2 separate regions of the Homo sapiens genome follow, and region 2 is linked to region 1. Evidence: read pairs that join two places in POLR2A ChIA-PET (ENCODE). Cell type or tissue: GM12878. All regions are shown on one strand. Links, peaks and the distances in the headings refer to the core of each region. The heading gives the core; the rest is flanking DNA. Region 1 overlaps RAB3GAP2 (RAB3 GTPase activating non-catalytic protein subunit 2). Region 2 has its middle 8.3 kb from the start of RAB3GAP2.

Region 1 (8,486 bases), core at 256-8,255:
TTTTTTTTTTACAGATGGGGTCTTACCATGTTGCCCAGGCTGGATTTTACATTTTGACAGAAATTGTTGCATGGTGCTTCTAAAGGGCTAGCCAATTTGTATTCCAAATAGCAGTGTATGAGAGTACCTTTCTTTACTTGTTGTTTACAGAAATAAAAACAGCTCTGAGCCAGTTGCTTATTATCATTGGCTGTGTGCTATTGTTTTTTTTTTTTAAGTGAAATATTTCTCTCCACCCATGTTTTTAACAAATATTGTATTGGGAAACAAGACTGTGAGAGATGAATGCGCTTTTCTCTTGCTGTTCTCAGGTATTTGAAATTGTTGACTCCTAGTATGTTATCATACTTTAGTCTTTGCTAAACCAGATCAACGTAAAATGCCATTTCAGTGTTTTAATCTATATTTTAAATTAATGGGTAAAGTTTGTCATTCTTTCATATGTTTTTCACTTATAATTCTTTTGGGGAACGCATACCATTATCTTATTTTTTTTCTAAACTCCAATAGCAGTTTAAGGTTCATTGCACTTACTTTAGCTATTAAATCTATTCTGATTTATATTGAGTGAGAGTTATTTCTTATTTACTAGTATTGTTTATCCAACTAGATGATAGTTTCTGAGCAGGAATTTTTTTGTCACTTTCTTTTACTCCATGACACCTAGATTTAGTATGTAGTATTAAACAGTTGTGGTCAGACAAAGTGACATGTGCCTGCCTATAGTCCCACCTACTCAGGGGCTGAGGTGGGAGGATTGCTTGAGCCCAGGAGGTAGAGGCTGCAGTGAGCTGTGATTGCACCATTGCACTGCACTCCAGCCTGGGCGTCAGAGCGAGACGCTGACTCAAAAAAACAAAAACAAAACAAAGCAAATAAACAGTTGTTCAGGCAATAGAGAAGTATACATTTAGTTTTGGAGTTCCATTGTAATTGTTTATGAAATGAATTTTGTATGAGTAATAAAATACATTTGACACATGTTTATTATAGAAAATTCAAGTATTACAGAAAAATAAAAATAATAAAATAACCCATCCCTAACATCTAAAAATGATCATCATTATTAACTTTCAGGGGTTCTGCATGGCTCTACACAAATAAAGGGGTTTTTGGGGGTTTTTCTTTGGCACTATATGAATAGAAGGTTGAGTGGGCAGATGAATGGGCACAAAGAACATTTTATGAAAATGAGATCATATTATATATACAATTGAAGAATAAATGGCAGAATTAATCCTACTTGAATTGACAGTTGAAGTAAATAAGAGTTACTGAGTTAGAGTTAAGTTCCTCTAATGCTAGAAAGAAAGGTAATTTTTAAAATTGAGATTGAAGTTATAGTTTTTTTGTGATTAATTTATTTGTGAGAATTCCTTTGGGCCCCTTCAAATCAAATTTAGAAAGAGTTCATGTCTTTCCTTATGTTGAAAAGATCTCAGGATCTTTCATTTGAGAATTTTAGTCTCTGATCTGAAATGTGGCCTAGACTAGTACTTTTCATGCTATGTGTGAGAGAGCTCTAGGGTTCTACAGAGGTGCTGTGTAGCTTCCTCATTTGTGCTTTTATCTATTTCATATATTGAATTTTTGTAAAAAATTTTGTTTGGGAGTACAAAGTTCTGCTATCTAAAAAAAGAAAGTTTGAAAAATATTGAGCATTTTATAGTTAGTAGCAGAATAGAAAAAAAAAGAAAAAATCCTTAGTAACTAGTAATATAGTGATGTTTACTTTCTTTTTGTGTTTCAAAATTGCTGAAGCACTATGTGTCTTGCTTTAAAAGTATAGATGAATATTTTATTTCTATGGCTTAGGCAGAAAGCTGCTGAGAATTACAGAGAATGTGCTGACAGCCCTTAGATTACACTGGATCTTACTGGTACCACTAAAATGTGTAAATATCTGTGAAAGTTAGCAAAATGACAGTAACAACATAAATTGCAAATGATGGACTTATCGTACTAAAGTTGAAAGCTTTGAAAAACCACTCCTGGCTACTTCAGTGACTACGTAAGTACTACAATAGCTGAAAAACCAAAAAACACTGGCCACTGTGTTTACCCAGTAATTACCAGTCCCTATAATGCCAGCTATAGTTGAAAGACTGATTTAATTACTACAATTTTATTGTCTGCCTGCATTGTGTGCTTAAAATCAAAAGAAAGAAAATTTTTAAAGTATATGCTCTATCCCATATTGCGTTGTTTAGAAAGAATTCCTTTCCATAATGCACATTAGTGGCTTCTGTATTTTTGTAGATTAAGAAAACTTTTTTACTGGTCTTAATTCAAAAAAAATTCTTGAAGTTTAGGCCATACTAAAATATAATTATAGATTCCCTCCCCTCAACAACTAGGATTATGTTTTATAGGTGCATTCATTCATTCATTCATTTTTGCCTTTATAAAAGCAAGTTTTATTGTTATTTACCATAGTAGTGTCAGAAAGAGGAACAGATTAGCTCAGTCCAACATGATTGGCAGCTGGCAAAATCTAGTGAAGCAGGTGTTCTGATTGCTTTAATTTGGGGGATTTAATTTGGTTGCTTTTAATACTTAGCCATCTAACACTTCAAACGTAATGCAGAATAAATATTTCATCTCCTTCCTTTTTACTTTAACACCACACCCACCTCACTTCAATATGGAAATATCTTCATTAAATATGATTTCCAAAAGAACAAGTTCCCTGGAGAATATAGCCATGAGGACAGTGCATAAAAAGAAAAACTCGAAATAAAACCCTGTATGATAATTTTCTATTCTAAGAAAACAAAAGTTTCCAGTATATGAAGAAATAAACCCAGTCTCAGATGCACTAATATGTCTGTGAGAAGCGGTTGTGGTATAATAACTGAAAACTGCCAGCTATTTTCAAGATACTCAAGTGGTAATGGTGCACCTAGCCCAGCAGCAGCCCTCAGAAGAAGCCAGGGTGCTCTCTCCACGTAGGCCAGTGTGTTAGTCCATTTTCATGCTGCTGATAAAGACATACCTGAGACTGGGCAATTTACAAAAGAAAGAGGTTTATTGGACTTACACTTCCACGTGGCTGGGGAGGCCTCACAATCATGGTGGAAGGTGAAAGCCATGTCTCACATGGCGACAGACAAGAGAAGAGAGCTTGTGCAGGGAAACTCCCCTTTTTAAAACCATCGGAACTTGTGAGACTCATTCACTATCAGAACAGGGCAGGAGAGACCCACCTCCATAATTCAGTTACCTCCCACCGGCTTCTTCCCACAACACGTGGGAATTGTGGGAATTACAATTCAAAATGAAATTTGAGTGGGGACACAGCCAAACCATATCAGCCAGGTACAAAAAATCCATCTTCAGCTTTTGCCTCCTAAAGCTGTCCCATGGTTGGGCTGCACTGTCTTATCCACAAACGGGACAGAGGCCTTTTCAGCAGCAAGCTGGATCCTACTCGTGATGATGCACATGGACTGAGCCACTGGAATACCAGGTGGCACCAAGGACTTCTACTTATCAGGGTCAGCGGTCTGAGAGCCTGGACTTTTTCATAATTGCTGGAACTGGCTGGGCTATTTTGTGCGGATCTTCGGGGACTCCACTCACCTGCGTTCCAGGAGCGAGACTCTCTGAACACCCACTTCACAGTGGCAGGGAAGGGACGGGCTGGCTCTCAGAGCCATGGAGCTTAGCGCAGCCACCACAACGACGATGATGGGGGAGACTGCAGGCAAATTCAGTGTCAACTTTAGTAACAGGGTGGGGGAGGCAAGTTTTGGTGGAAAACCCAAGGTCCCTGGTGGAGCACCTTTAAGCAGTGAGGTGCTTTTTTTGTTTTACATTTCAGGCGTGGCTTGGGAAATTACCTTGTCAAATGATATTATTTTTGGATCACTAGCTTCAAAGGGGCAGTGTTAGAGACTGTGGGCCCCATTATTGGGGAAGTTTTCCAAAACGCTAATTAGTAGGCAAATGCCCTTATGACACAAAACAAAATGATGAGCTTGCATCTTGTCAGCCACTGAATGTGTGCTGATGCTCTATTAGGCTTCCCAGAGCATTGTTGTTTACAGCCCTATTTCTTGCCTGAGCTTTCTGGAACTGGCGCTGGAAATCATATTTTGTTGTAAAACCTAATACTAGCTCATTGTGATCCAGCCTAGAGAGGGCATTTCCTAATCTCCACTATACCAATATTTTCATCAAGTTATTTGTGCTTAGACTTGAGACTTCCCTGAAAAATCTGGCACTGGAGTCACTTCAGATGGACTCACACTCTTTATTCTTGGTTTGTATTTCTGCAGCCCTTCTGGAGCAATACTGTGGCAGTGTTGTACAGGATACATTAAAGCAGAGAGAGAGAGATATGAGAACATCGAGGGTCTAGTCTTTCTCATGGATTCTGACCCACAGGCCATTTCCTCATTCTTCCTCAGACCCCTGATTTTAGAAGTGAAGGACCAGAGTTCCTCTGTAAATTGTCCAGGGACTGTGTGAATGTATGTTGCTTTAAATGTATTATCTATAGTATTGGCATGGTTAGTGAAAATCCACTTATTCTTTTTAGAGCTTGATTTCTTTTCTGGAAAAGGAGGAATTTCACTCAAATGATCCCTGTAGTTCCTTCTGTTTCTGTTAAGATTGAATCATCCTGTCAGTTGGCTTCAAGAGGATTATGACATGTGTAAGAAGGAGATTGTTGATCTGTACAGACAAGCAGTTCTAGGATCTTTGCTTACATTGTCTTGCACTTAGTACTACAGTTTCTTAATTTGTAGATTTATTAAAAGAAATTTGATTTACCTGAGGATTTCTCCCATCCACACCTCCAGCAGTTTTCTGTTTTGAATTTGCTTCATAATATGGTAAAATTTACTCTGGCTGGGGGCAAAATATTATAGCTAAGCTTAAAACAATACATTTTTACCTCTTTATAATTTTAAGGATATTATTTGGTTTGGGTTATTGTCATTAGAGGCTTTTTGTCCTTGTATTGAATCTGATATGTTGAATACTGTGCCTTAGTCACAAAGAAGTTACTTTAGAATTACATGTGACCAGGAGCTTGCAGTTGGAATAGGTATACAGCTGCTCCCCCGTGTGGTTGTGGATCCAAAGAGCTTGTGGAGCTTGTATTAAGAGCACAACACCATTGCATTTTGTGACAAGTTAGCATCGTTCTTTTTTTTTTTTAAATTATACTTTAAGTTCTAGGGTACATGTGCACAACGTGCAGGTTTGTTACATATGTATACATGTGCCATTTTGGTGTGCTGCACCCATTAACTCGTCATTTACATTAGATATATCTCCTAATGCTATCCCTCCCCTGACTCCACACCCCACGACAGGCCCTGGTGTGTGATGTTCCCCACCCTGTGTCCAAGTGTTCTCATTGTTCAATTCCCATCTATGAGTGAGAATGTGCAGTGTTTGGTTTTCTGTCCTTGCGATAGTTTGCTCAGAATGATGTGACAAGTTAGCATCATTCTTGAGAAGCACAACTAAAAGTTTAGATCTAGAATTTTATGGCACTTCAAACTCTAATGATGATATAATAATATTATCGTATTTTCTAACCTATTTTTATAATATGTAATGCTCAGTTGTACATATCCAACTTTACCATGGCAAACTGGGAGGATATATTTTTAGTACCACAGTAACAGAGAAAGTTGGAGAAGTAGAAAGGACATAGAAAATAAACTGCAGTAAAGAATGATGGAAGATTTTGGCTTTTTGCTTCTTTATTCCCCCGTCTTCAGTGGATGAAACCGGAATAAAAATCCACATCAAGTTTTATTCTCAAGTTTCATGTAAATAAAAATGTACATGTATAAGATGGCTAAGCAGGTTAGGGATATCATAATTGATTATGGAATCATTTTTCTGAATTTGCTTCCAAGCAAGTGACATCTATTTCCAATGCTTTTGTCATGGGTAGTCCTTTTGGGACAAAATTCATGTTTGCTTCTGAGATCACTTATAGTCCATTTGTTGGGGTAGCAGCAGCTTGATCATAATCTGACACCGAGTTTTAGGCCCAACTAAGAAGACTATGATACAGTGGTATTCTGTTCTTATATCTCTTTAACTTGTACTTACCATGAATATGTCAGCCAGAATCTTGAACTATTAAATCTTAGTATTACTTAAGAAAAAACATTACTAAGGACTGAATATACTAGCTTTAGGTTGATTGTTCATTGTTATACAGTTTCAGGTGTAAGAATAGATAATATATTATTTAAGAGATAGGGAATGCTGTTATTTACTCCTATATTCTATTAGTGGACTGTGCTACATGTGGAGGTGAAAAATAATATAAGCCATAGGCTTTGCCAACAGAGGGCGTCTCATCTAGTGTGGGAGAAATGCAGTCACAGAATAAACAGGTAGCAGGGAGTAGTAAGACTTTTAATTGCAGTAAGTTTGAAAGAAGGTTAGGAGTCAGGATAGGATGGGTTTGCCAGAGGAACTGGAACTTCTGATGGAAAAACAGAAAGGAGAGGGAAAGTATTTTTAAAGGAGTTCTTGAAGAAATACCTCAAGAATACTCTGGCTCACATATTCAAATACAGTGGTCATCTTGTAGCTGTAAATCGACTCAAAGAACTACAGAAAGATTAGGCCGGAATAAAGTGACAATACAGTAGTTCTTTTGGAGAAAAGGGTTTTCACTGAATATGAGATTAGAGTCAAATCTCAAGTAAAGACAAGCTTCCAAAGAGCTAGTACAGCTACCCACAGAGATGAGCAGGGTGATAGAGTGGAAAGACCACCTGAATTAGGAATTAGGAAGCCTAGATTTTAGTTTGGGCTCTGACACTAATTCTATGGCTGGAGCACATCCCTTAACCTCTCCGAGACTCCATTTTCTTTATTATAAAATTAGAATTTGGACCAGTTGGCCTCTAAATGTCTTCCATCTTTGACTCTTTGTCTTTTCTGTGCACATAAACATCAGATCTAATCCTTGTTAGTGGCATTATTTTGAAAACATGGGACAGAAACATAGGAACAATATTCTTTATTGAAAAAAAAAAGAAAAGCAACTTTTATAATATTTTTAGGATTTACTGATTAAACATAGTTTTGGAAGTGTGATAAGAGGAAGGAATCTATTTGTATAGATGCTCAATTATTAAAACAAATTTTTTTGAGAACATGCCCAAATAAGGGCTGTATTCCTTTCCTGAAGCATTATATTGATTCTTTTTTATTGCATTGAGATGGAGATTTTAGGATAAGAGTCAGAGACCAATCAAAGAGTTTTGGACCCTCCTAATTTCTTATCAAAAGCAATGCCTAAATAATATTCCTATATAAGCTGTCCTCTTCTAAGCTCCTACCTGAAAGTGGATCTCTAATCACTTAGAAGGTCCTGTGCCTCACAGTTGGTATAATTGGAGTCTCAGTTGTTGGAGGAAACCATCGGGTAATGTTGTCCTCAGCTTACAGCAAGCCATCATGAGGAGTGATGTGTTGGGTAAACAAAGACTATCCTACAGCAGAAGTTGTGGAACCAGGGAAAAATTTAATTACAACTAAGTTTTACCTTCATAACTTTTATCTTTGGGGGATAATTTTCTAATTTATCTGTAGAAAAACAAACATTAAAAACAACAAGCTAGATACAGAATTCCTTAAGAAAAGTAGAGCTTTAATAAAATGAGATTTTGCCAATGTTATGTTCTCCCTATCTTTCGGGAGATGGTGCAGCCTCCTTAGCTTATTTTGCTTGAGAAAAAAGTTCCAAATCTGTTTGTTTCCTAATATCCCATTGCAAAAGAAAAATAATTGCATGACTGTCCCAGAGGTTTCAGGCTCATTTTGGGGTATTTCTAAAGATTCCCTGTAACCCATATTTTTTTTGTGTTTTAAACATTTCTTTGATGGTATCCCAGCAAGAAATAATTTATTCCTGGAAATATGATACTACTGTAACATTTCTGACTAGGATGATTTTCTGTTTCTAAAATCTTTTAAATTTTATAATGCTTGTAATGCATGCTTATTACAAGTTTTTAAAAAGCATGAAATTATAATTTTTTTATAAAAGGAAATTAACCTGCATAGCTTTCCCCTCCCTTTCCCTCCCCTTTTCAATAATTGAATCTAAAAGACATTAGGTAGGGCTGAGTAAGGTAGGAGTCTACATGACATCAAACCCAGAAGCTGTAAGAGAATAGATGGATAATTTAGCCACATGACAATAAAAAATTTCTACATGGAAAAACTTAAGCCATCACAAATAGGAAAAACTATTTGCATCACTTATGTTCAAAGGGCCAATTTTGTTTTTCTTTTTGTATGTAAAGAGTGTATACAAAGCAATTAGAAAAAGAGCATCAACCCAACAGGAAATCTACAAAGGAAGGGAACAAACTATTCATAGAAAATTATGCAATTTGTTCCTTTCCTTTATATAAAAATGAGAAATTTTCTTAAGTATATGAGAAAATGCCTAAATTCTCATTAATAAGAAAAATGTAGTTTAAAAGCATATT
Region 2 (8,486 bases), core at 309-8,308, 61 kb before region 1:
CTTCAGTAAAGTTGATTATAGAAGAGTGATCACTGCAGACTGCTGATCATATCTGTCATTTAAGATAAAGGATTTTCAAGACTTCCTTATGTTAGGACTCCTAAGCTTAAATTCCTCCTATAAAACATGTTATGGTAAAATAGAACTTCTTTATAGGGGATGATTTTGTCCTCCAGAGGACATTTGGCAATGTTTAGGGATATTTTTGGTTGTCACAACTAGTTGAAGCTGCTCCTGGCATCTAGTGTGTAAAGGCCAGGGATACTCCTGAACATCGTACGCTGCACAGGATAGGACAGTCCCACAACCAAGAATTATCGGGCCCAAAATGTCAAAAGTGCCATGCTGTAGAACATTTTCTGAAAGGCTATTCTACTGTGCTGCATACATAAAAATTAGTGAGATTATTTAATGTTCCCGTTAAATGTGAGCAGCTATGTGTTATCACTAGTGTGCAGTGAGTGACCAAAGTAACAGTTTTGCGGTTGACAGGACCAATACATTCTTCATCCCACCTATGCAAAAATGTCAAATTTTTGAAAATGCACTGTTTGCTAAAAGTTGAAATAATAAAATTACAATTTGAGTTTATAAAGCGCATTCAAAAACATTTCAGGGACATATGCACAATATGGTGAGAGGCTGTGCACTTAATGAAACAGCAATGATACTCTTCATATTTGTGTTCAGAATTCATCTTGACAACCTATTTCAAATGGAAAGAATCCTAATCATACAATAAAATCAGATTTAGGGTATGATAAATAAGTATGTTTGCCTGTAAATGTCTTGCACTATGAATGAGTTCATTTATTAAAACTTCCCAAAGTGCCCTTTTCATATTTATTAGTGACTTTTGTTAAATATTTTATCTATAGATTCATGGTCAGTAATACTAAATACTTTAAATTGTAACATATAAAACGTTCAAAGAATTTCACTTACTAAGATATTAATGTACGTTAACCAGGACTCCATTTAGCACTGAAATATTTATTAATACATTTATGAATAATTTACTCCCTTGTTTTATCCATTGCTTAACATCTCAGCACTTTTGGAATTTAATTTCTTTGGAAAAAAAAGCTCAAATGGGTTTTGCTACTGTACAGAGTTTAATGTCATACCTCACAAGAAATATTGTTCTCCAAAGGGTAAGTTTTTTTAGGGAGTGTGATTTAGCTAGAATGGCTGAGATCCAGCAAGCCTGCATATCGTAATGCAGTGTCATACACACAGAGTATACAATGAGTGTTTGAGGATAATGTGATGGTGGGGAGGGAGGAAGGAGGAACAGAATAGATAAATGAAAATAGAATGCAAATGGATGCCAAAGGATTAATACTACACAGCTAAATTAGCTAATAAAATGTGAGATAAGGTTACACTTTTTAAAAAATAAAATAAAATATGGGTGGCTTATTTCCATACATAAAATTTATACTGATTTCACATAATCATTAATGATAATAATTTTTAAAACTGACAGTTGTTATGTATACCACAAAATTAGGGTCTTTTATCTGACTAAATAGCAAATCATTTCCTTATCCCAAAGGTTAAGAGACATCTGGTGTGTGAGAGCCCTAGAGTTACTCAAAGCATAAACTAAATAATAAAAGTTTCTTGTTTTTATTCCTCTTCTATGTAAATGATCATTCATTAAGCATTTGGTCATAGTAGCAAAGCTGTTTGAGAGATACATTATTAAAATTACTGGTCTCAAAAGAAATTACTGGACAATCTAAAGGTTATGGCATTTGCTTTTTAAATTCTGCAACAACAAATTATGTCTTATTTTGCTGCTTACAAATGATTGTCCATGTTATTGTCTGTTCAAACACAAAGTTTATTCAGGATAAATTATTTCTACAGTGAATTGGGTTATTCAATTTGCTTAGATTTTTCACCTTTTAAAAAGCAGCATTTATTGCCTCCTAGATTTTTTACCATGTACATTATTGTTCAATTGCTTAAGACTTTGTTAGTATGACTAAGGCCATGAGCTACCATAAATTATCTGCAGACCAATTGTGTTTTGAACATAGTTAATTCATGGTTTACATAATTCCTGAGTATTGGTCACAAGTGTCACAATTAAATTTTGTCCTTTAAATAGCAGGTAGATGTATTACTAAAATGGCTGTAATTCCAATAAGATATAAATTATCTAACTGGCGAGAGAGAACCAAATATTTAGTTCTGTGTTACTGTTTGCTATGGTTTACATGTTTGTCCTCTGAAACTCATGTTGAAGTGTAATTGCCAGTCTAACCGTATTAAAAGGTGGGGGCCTGTAAGAAGTAATTAGGTCATGAAGGCTCTATACTCATGAATGGATTAATGCCATTATTGTGGGAGTGTTAGTTATCTTGAGAGTAGGTTGTTAATAAGTGAGCCCAGCCCCTCATGCTTTCTCTTTTGCGCATGATCACTTGCTCTTCCATCTTTCCACAATGGGATGATGCATCCCAAAGACCCTAACCAGATGCTAAAGCCATGCCCTTTGATTGCCCAGCCTCCAGAACTGTAAGATATAAACTTCTTTTCTGTATAAATTACCTGGTGTGTGCTATTCTGTTCTAGTAACAGAAACTGGACTAAGATAGTATTGTTATCAATAAATAATTTACCTTGACTCTCACAATTTTGGAAATGTTTTTTATTTTCCCTAAACTTTTAAATTCAGAAACGCCTAGGGAGAAGAGAGAGGCCATGACTATTAAAAAATAAGTTATTAGCATAAACTCCACTTGTGATTTTATACAAACTGACTGGCAAGTCCGAATAAAGTATAGCTTTAGATGCTAATCCAACAAACTAACTAATTCGCTTCGAATACTTCTGAAAAGATCACAGAATGCCTTTTTATTCTTTTCTTCTTAGACCATACTCACCCTACAGATGCAGTTCAGGTTCCATCTCATTGATGCAGGCTCCCTTGGCAATCCCTGGTCACAGCAATCTCTCCAGACTTAACCACACTTACGTGTACCACTCTTTTTGGATATTAAATCAAATGGGGCCTAGTATTTACCAATGTTGACAGATAACGTCTTGTCTATCCAGTGACACTGAAGGCAGGCAAAATCTGCATTTCATATTATTTCTAATATATACTACCCACTGGAGTGCTGGGCCATTTGTTTTTTTCTTTGCTCCCTTCCATGAACATTTATTAACCAATCACCTGTTTGATAAGTACAAACACAGGAGAGAGGAAGAAATTTAAATAAACCATAGTCTGTGCCCTTGAGTCATTTGATGATTTTTGTCCCTCCTTAATTCTCGAGTCTCATGTTAACAGTCTTTTTTTAGCTCCAGACAGGCTTAACAGTATTTAATTCTTAAATACACTGTGTCTTCTCACTTCTGGAGTTTTGAGCTATTTCCTCTGTATCTAAGAATGCTTGGCCTCCTTGCTTCCATTCTACGCTCTATCCCATTTATTTCTGGCTTTGGTCTACTCTTACCTCACATGGTACTTCCTACAGGAAGCCCTCACTGATCTCCAAAGTGAGCTGACCTTCTTATCTGTTCCTCTGTACTGTTCCCAGCATCGCATTTTCAAAAATGAAGTATAAGTGCCTGTTTATCTGTCTGTCATTGGAGTGTATTATCTATTAGTACACATATGTGTCTCTTTTGTACTGAGTATGAGTCATGTGTATGTTTAGCTCCTGGTACACAGTATATATTTTCAAAATGTGTTGAATGAATGAATGTCACAAGGGTAAACATCACAATTCCTCCCCTTGAGGATATCACCATCTAGTGGGGGAGACAGTAATGCAGATAAACCATAATACAAGAAGTCAAGGTGTTAAGTTTCAGAATAGACACATACATTAAAAAGCTATGGGTTGGGGGGTGGGACGTTCGCCTGTAGTCCTAGCTACTCAGGAGGCTGAGGTAGGAGGATGACTTGAGTCCAGGAGTTCAAGGCTACAATAATGCAGTGAGCCACTATCATGCCACTGCACTCCAGCCTGGGCAACAGAGCGAGACCTTGTCTCTATAAGGAAAAAAGAAAAAGCTATGGGGGTCCAAAGTGGCTAATTTTGCCTGGTAGAGTCAGGCTTTTCACAAAGGAGGTGATATTCGAACAGCGTTTAGAAGGATTTCAAAGTTTGCTCGGTGGAAAAGAGGACAGCAGATCCTCCGTAATTAGCCACGTTAGAATGTTCCAGCATGCCTTTGTGTAGGTCTATAGTCTTGAGTGGTTCAAATCTTCCAAGTGCCTTTCAGTGCAAGAAAGATAGAAAAGAATAGAATATGACCACAAATGAGGGATCCAAGTAACTAGAACAGTGGAAAGGATTGAATTTGAAAAAAAAGATTTTAAAATGCAAGGATTATATATAAGTCAAATTAGTGGCTACTAGCAGGACAATTAACACTGACCGCATCTGCTGGAAAGAAATGGCATCAAGAAGAATAAAACACCCAGTCACCTAATGCCAGGCAATGTAAGGAGGGGAAATTGGAGAGCTTAAGAGAGGGAGACCCTGAGCAAAGCACTCAAGGGAAACTTCCCCTGCTATGGCATCTAGTAGTCTGTGAAGGTTTCACCAAGGGGGAACAGAAAGTCAACCTTCAACACAAATCTAGAGTCCAGTGTAAATGATCAAGTGCATCAGGGGGAGCTGGGCTGGGAACACATCTTGACTCCGGACCTACAAACCCTTGTCCCTACCCTGCAGCTCCTTAGACTGCAAGCAAGACGTGAAAAGTGGTATCAGTGAAGAAAATGAACCCAAGGAAACATTTCTCATATTTAAGCAAACTAAGAAATGTTGCTTAGTCCTTACATTCTACAGGAAATGAAATTTGAGAAAATTTAAAATCACTCAGGCCACCTCTCTAGACTCAGCCCCAACCGTAGTGTCACACTTCACATTTTAGAAACCGCTGCTTCTGTTTCTTTGTACACACAAGTTACTGCTGCCCCCCAAGCCTTTTGTCATGATGTTTCTTCTGCTAGGGTATTTTTTTCGTTTCTCCCTTACGCCCTTGTCAGCCAGCTAAAATCTATTCGGCTTTCAAGACTCAGCTCAGATATTACCTCTTAAAAGTCTTTTCTGAATCCCAAGGCCATGGTTTTTGTTCCTGCTCTGTTCTCTGGTAATTATTCCTGCTTGTGTATTGGTAACCCCTACCTTCACCAGTACTGGGTCTTACTTATATTGATGTTCTTAGGGCCTCCAGCCATTCATAGCACCTAATGGGTACCCAGAGAATAGTTCTTAAATGAGTGAATAAATTAAAGAAGAAACAAAAGTGTTATGGGGAGATTTACTAGGTAATATGATTAGAATTATGCTTCAGGAAGACAAATCTGGCAGCAATGTGTAGGATGGTTGAGGTGGGAAGCCCAGACGCAAAGGCAGGAAGACCGAAGAAGCTATCGAAACAGCTCAATGAGGAGGTGGAAATGAGGATATCAGGAGAGGATCAATCCAAGAGATATTTTGGAAGTTAAATCAATAGAACTTGGTGGCTGACTAGTGAACAAGCAGAGGAAAAGAATATTTATCCTTTCTGTTCATAGCTTATCCACCAAATGTGATAACCATTAACAGAAAGAAAAGAGTCTGTAACAAGGTACTTTGAGGAAGGGACTGAAGGAATAGAGAAAGATAACAAGGAGATAGTAACATATTCAGAAAATAAAAAGATCAAAGAGGAAGAAAGGGATCAGGAGGTTGCAGCTTCACTGAAGCTAAGGTTTGGGAAAACTGTGAAGAAAGTGTAGTCCAGAGTAAGGAAACCACAGGGAAGGTGCTGGACGGAGCTATTTTATTCACAAACCACAAGGCAATGGCTTCTCATATTTGTGGTCTTAGTTTATATACAACTCCAACCAGCAGTTTCCCCTTCACCTAACCTTCCCTCGATTTTCCATTATGAAATTGTTGATTGGAACTTATCACTCGGCTGCTAAACAACAAGGGGGGCATTCTTTTATTTCAAAGAATCTTTTAAGAGTCTATTTCAGTTGTGCTAAAAATAAGAAAACAAGAAATACTTGGTCACCTGGGGCATATTTTTATGTCCAAATGAAGTCAAAAATATTTAAACAATTTAAAATATCCAGGTAATTGGTCTAATCTCATCTGAATTATGCTAGAGAAAAAGACAATCAGAGAAATAAAAATGCTTTTATTTAAACAAGATACATAGAATAGAGCAAATTTCCTTGATCAAAAGTTTCTCTTGTTACTAAGGTCATATTATATCAGGATTAGGTTCACCTACAATAACAGAAAACTCAAAATAGCAGTGACTAGAACACACACAGATTTCTTTTGTCACCTGAAAGAAGTCCAGATGTGGCAGTCCAAGCTTGGCGTGGCAGCTCCACAAAGCAGAGGAGACTCAGGCTCCTGTCTTCATGCTCCACCACAGTTTAGGTCAATTCATTGTCTAAAAAGGATGCTGGGGCTACAACCATGGTAAATTTTAGGTAGGAAACAGGAAAGGGGAAGGAGAAGCCAAAAGACTTTTTCTTAGCTGTCTCTCTTGTAAGTAAACTTCTGGAAACCCCTCCCAATGATTCCAACAATTCGTGCTCTATTTCATTGGCCTGAACATAGTGTATGGATACGTTGAGTCAAGAGGGGTTGGAAAATGTGGTTTGTCTTCAAATCTGGGCACATAAGTGTCCCAATAATATATGGGTTCTCCTGCTAAAGCAAAAGGGGAAATGGATAATGAGCAACTAGTAATCTCTTCCACAAATATCAAATCTCATTGACATTTGGTGGCTCACTTAACCTGACAAGTCCTAAACACATTAAAATTAAGAAGATGGAGACTTAAAAGCACTATGGCACTTATATTTGTTAGCTAACTGTGTTAATATCTTCTTTCCTTGGAGGCTGAGACAGGAGAATGGCGTGAACCCGGGAGGCGGAGCTTGCAGTGAGCTGAGATAATGCCACTGCACTCCAGCCTGGGCAACAGAGCGAGACTCTGTCTCAAAAATAAATAAATAAATACATAAATACATAAATAAAGTAGGTTTTGGCCCAATAAAGTTATAAATATTGGGAAATGCTGAAAATATAAATATTTTTTCTTGGATTCAAAAAAGCAATAAAACACAATGCTTAGTGAAGCTAGTTCTTCTTTTCCTAACTGGTCAATGCCAGCAAAAAGAAAAGACTTCTTTCCATCTCTATTTTAGTTGTAAAGAAAAAGATTACCATTGCTTCTCTGGCTATCAGAAAAATAATCAACTTCTGAAGAAAGGTTACAAATTTTCTGCAAAAGAAACAGAGTTTGGCTGCTCTATACACTGGACAATCACTTGTTACTACCTATTCACCAAATGGAATCATCTCTTCTTGGCTTTTCCTTTCTTAAATTCTTTATTGAATTCAATACAATAGGTTTACCCCTTTGTGAAAATGTCTTCTTCCTCACTGGGCTTTTGTAGCATGGTCCTACCATGTACAGTTTTCTTCTTTGACTATGTCTTTTTTATCTCCTTTACTAGAGCTTCTTTTTCCATCCACCTCTAAAAAAATAGACAGTTGGTCAGGCATGGTGGCTCATGCCTGTAATGCCAACACTTTGGGAGGCCAAAGAGGGTAGATTCCTTGAGCTTAGCAGTTCAAGACCAGCCTGGGCAATATAGTGAGATGCTGTCTCTTCAAAAAACACAAAAATTAACCAGGCATGGTGGCATGTGCCTATAGTCCCAGCTATTCAGGAGGCTGAGGCGGGAGGATCGCTTGAGCCTGGAAGGCAAAGGTTGCAGTGAGCCAAGATTATGCCACTGCACCCCAGCCCAGGTGACAGAGCAAGACTCTGTACCAAAAAAAAAAAAAAAAAAAAAAGATAGTCCTCCCACCTTGTTTTCCTCATCCAATCCTGCTCTCACTGCTCTCACCCCATCTAGAATCCACTGGCACTTTCATCCCCTCCCTTCAATATAATTTCTGTGTGGAAGACTTCCATAGGTAGGTTCTAGCTCTGGCCTCTCCAATCCCAATTTGGAACTTCAGTTTATAAAAATAACTTAAAAAAAAAAAAACCTAGCTCTTCCACGGGCAGTTCAAATTTAACAAATCCAACACTGAATTTATCCATTTATCTTTTTTTTTTTTTTTTGGAGACAGAGTCTCACTTGCTCTGTCACCCAGACTGGAGAGCTGTGGCACAAACATAGCTCTCTGTAACCTCAAACCTGGGCTCAAGCAGGCTTCCTGACTCAGCCTCTCAAGTAGCTAGGATTATGGGCATGCACCACCAGGCCCAGACAATTTAATTTTAATTTTAATTTTGTGTGGAAATGGGGTCTCTCTATGTTGCCCAGACTGATCTCGAACTCTTGGCCTCATGCATTCCTCCCACCTCTTCCTTCCAAAGCACAGGGATTACAGGCATGAACCACTGTGCCCAGCCTCATCCTATTCTTGTTTGTCCCAAAGCCATTCCTCCTTTTACATTCTCTATCTTGGTTGCTGACATGACATTGC

Evidence for each region. ChIA-PET counts read pairs that join two places held together with the same protein. Peaks named below come from ENCODE experiments on the same cell type or tissue, not always from the same donor. Only the 100,000 strongest peaks of a DNase experiment are listed, where the experiment ranks them.
Region 2: POLR2A ChIA-PET joins it to region 1 with 12 read pairs; 14 of 35 experiments call an interaction of 5 or more read pairs at or near these places.

What each region holds. Positions count from the first base shown.
Region 1 is chr1:220,215,424-220,223,909 of GRCh38, reverse strand. The region is part of intron 2 of RAB3GAP2 (RAB3 GTPase activating non-catalytic protein subunit 2); the gene reads left to right. Among named protein-coding and RNA genes, the nearest start is that of SNORA36B, 19 kb to the right of the region's middle. RefSeq lists enhancers at 3,330-3,399, 3,760-3,809 and a silencer at 3,960-4,039. In GM12878, for the core only: CTCF peaks have their summits at 5,069 and 6,320 (motif pointing right); DNase peaks (open chromatin) are centred at 3,819 and 5,065; H3K4me3 peaks cover 2,712 bases; H3K27ac peaks cover 4,331 bases.
Region 2 is chr1:220,276,519-220,285,004 of GRCh38, reverse strand. No RefSeq gene overlaps it. Among named protein-coding and RNA genes, the nearest start is that of RAB3GAP2, 8.3 kb to the right of the region's middle. In GM12878, for the core only: a CTCF peak has its summit at 3,773 (motif pointing left); no DNase peak of the experiment used is centred there.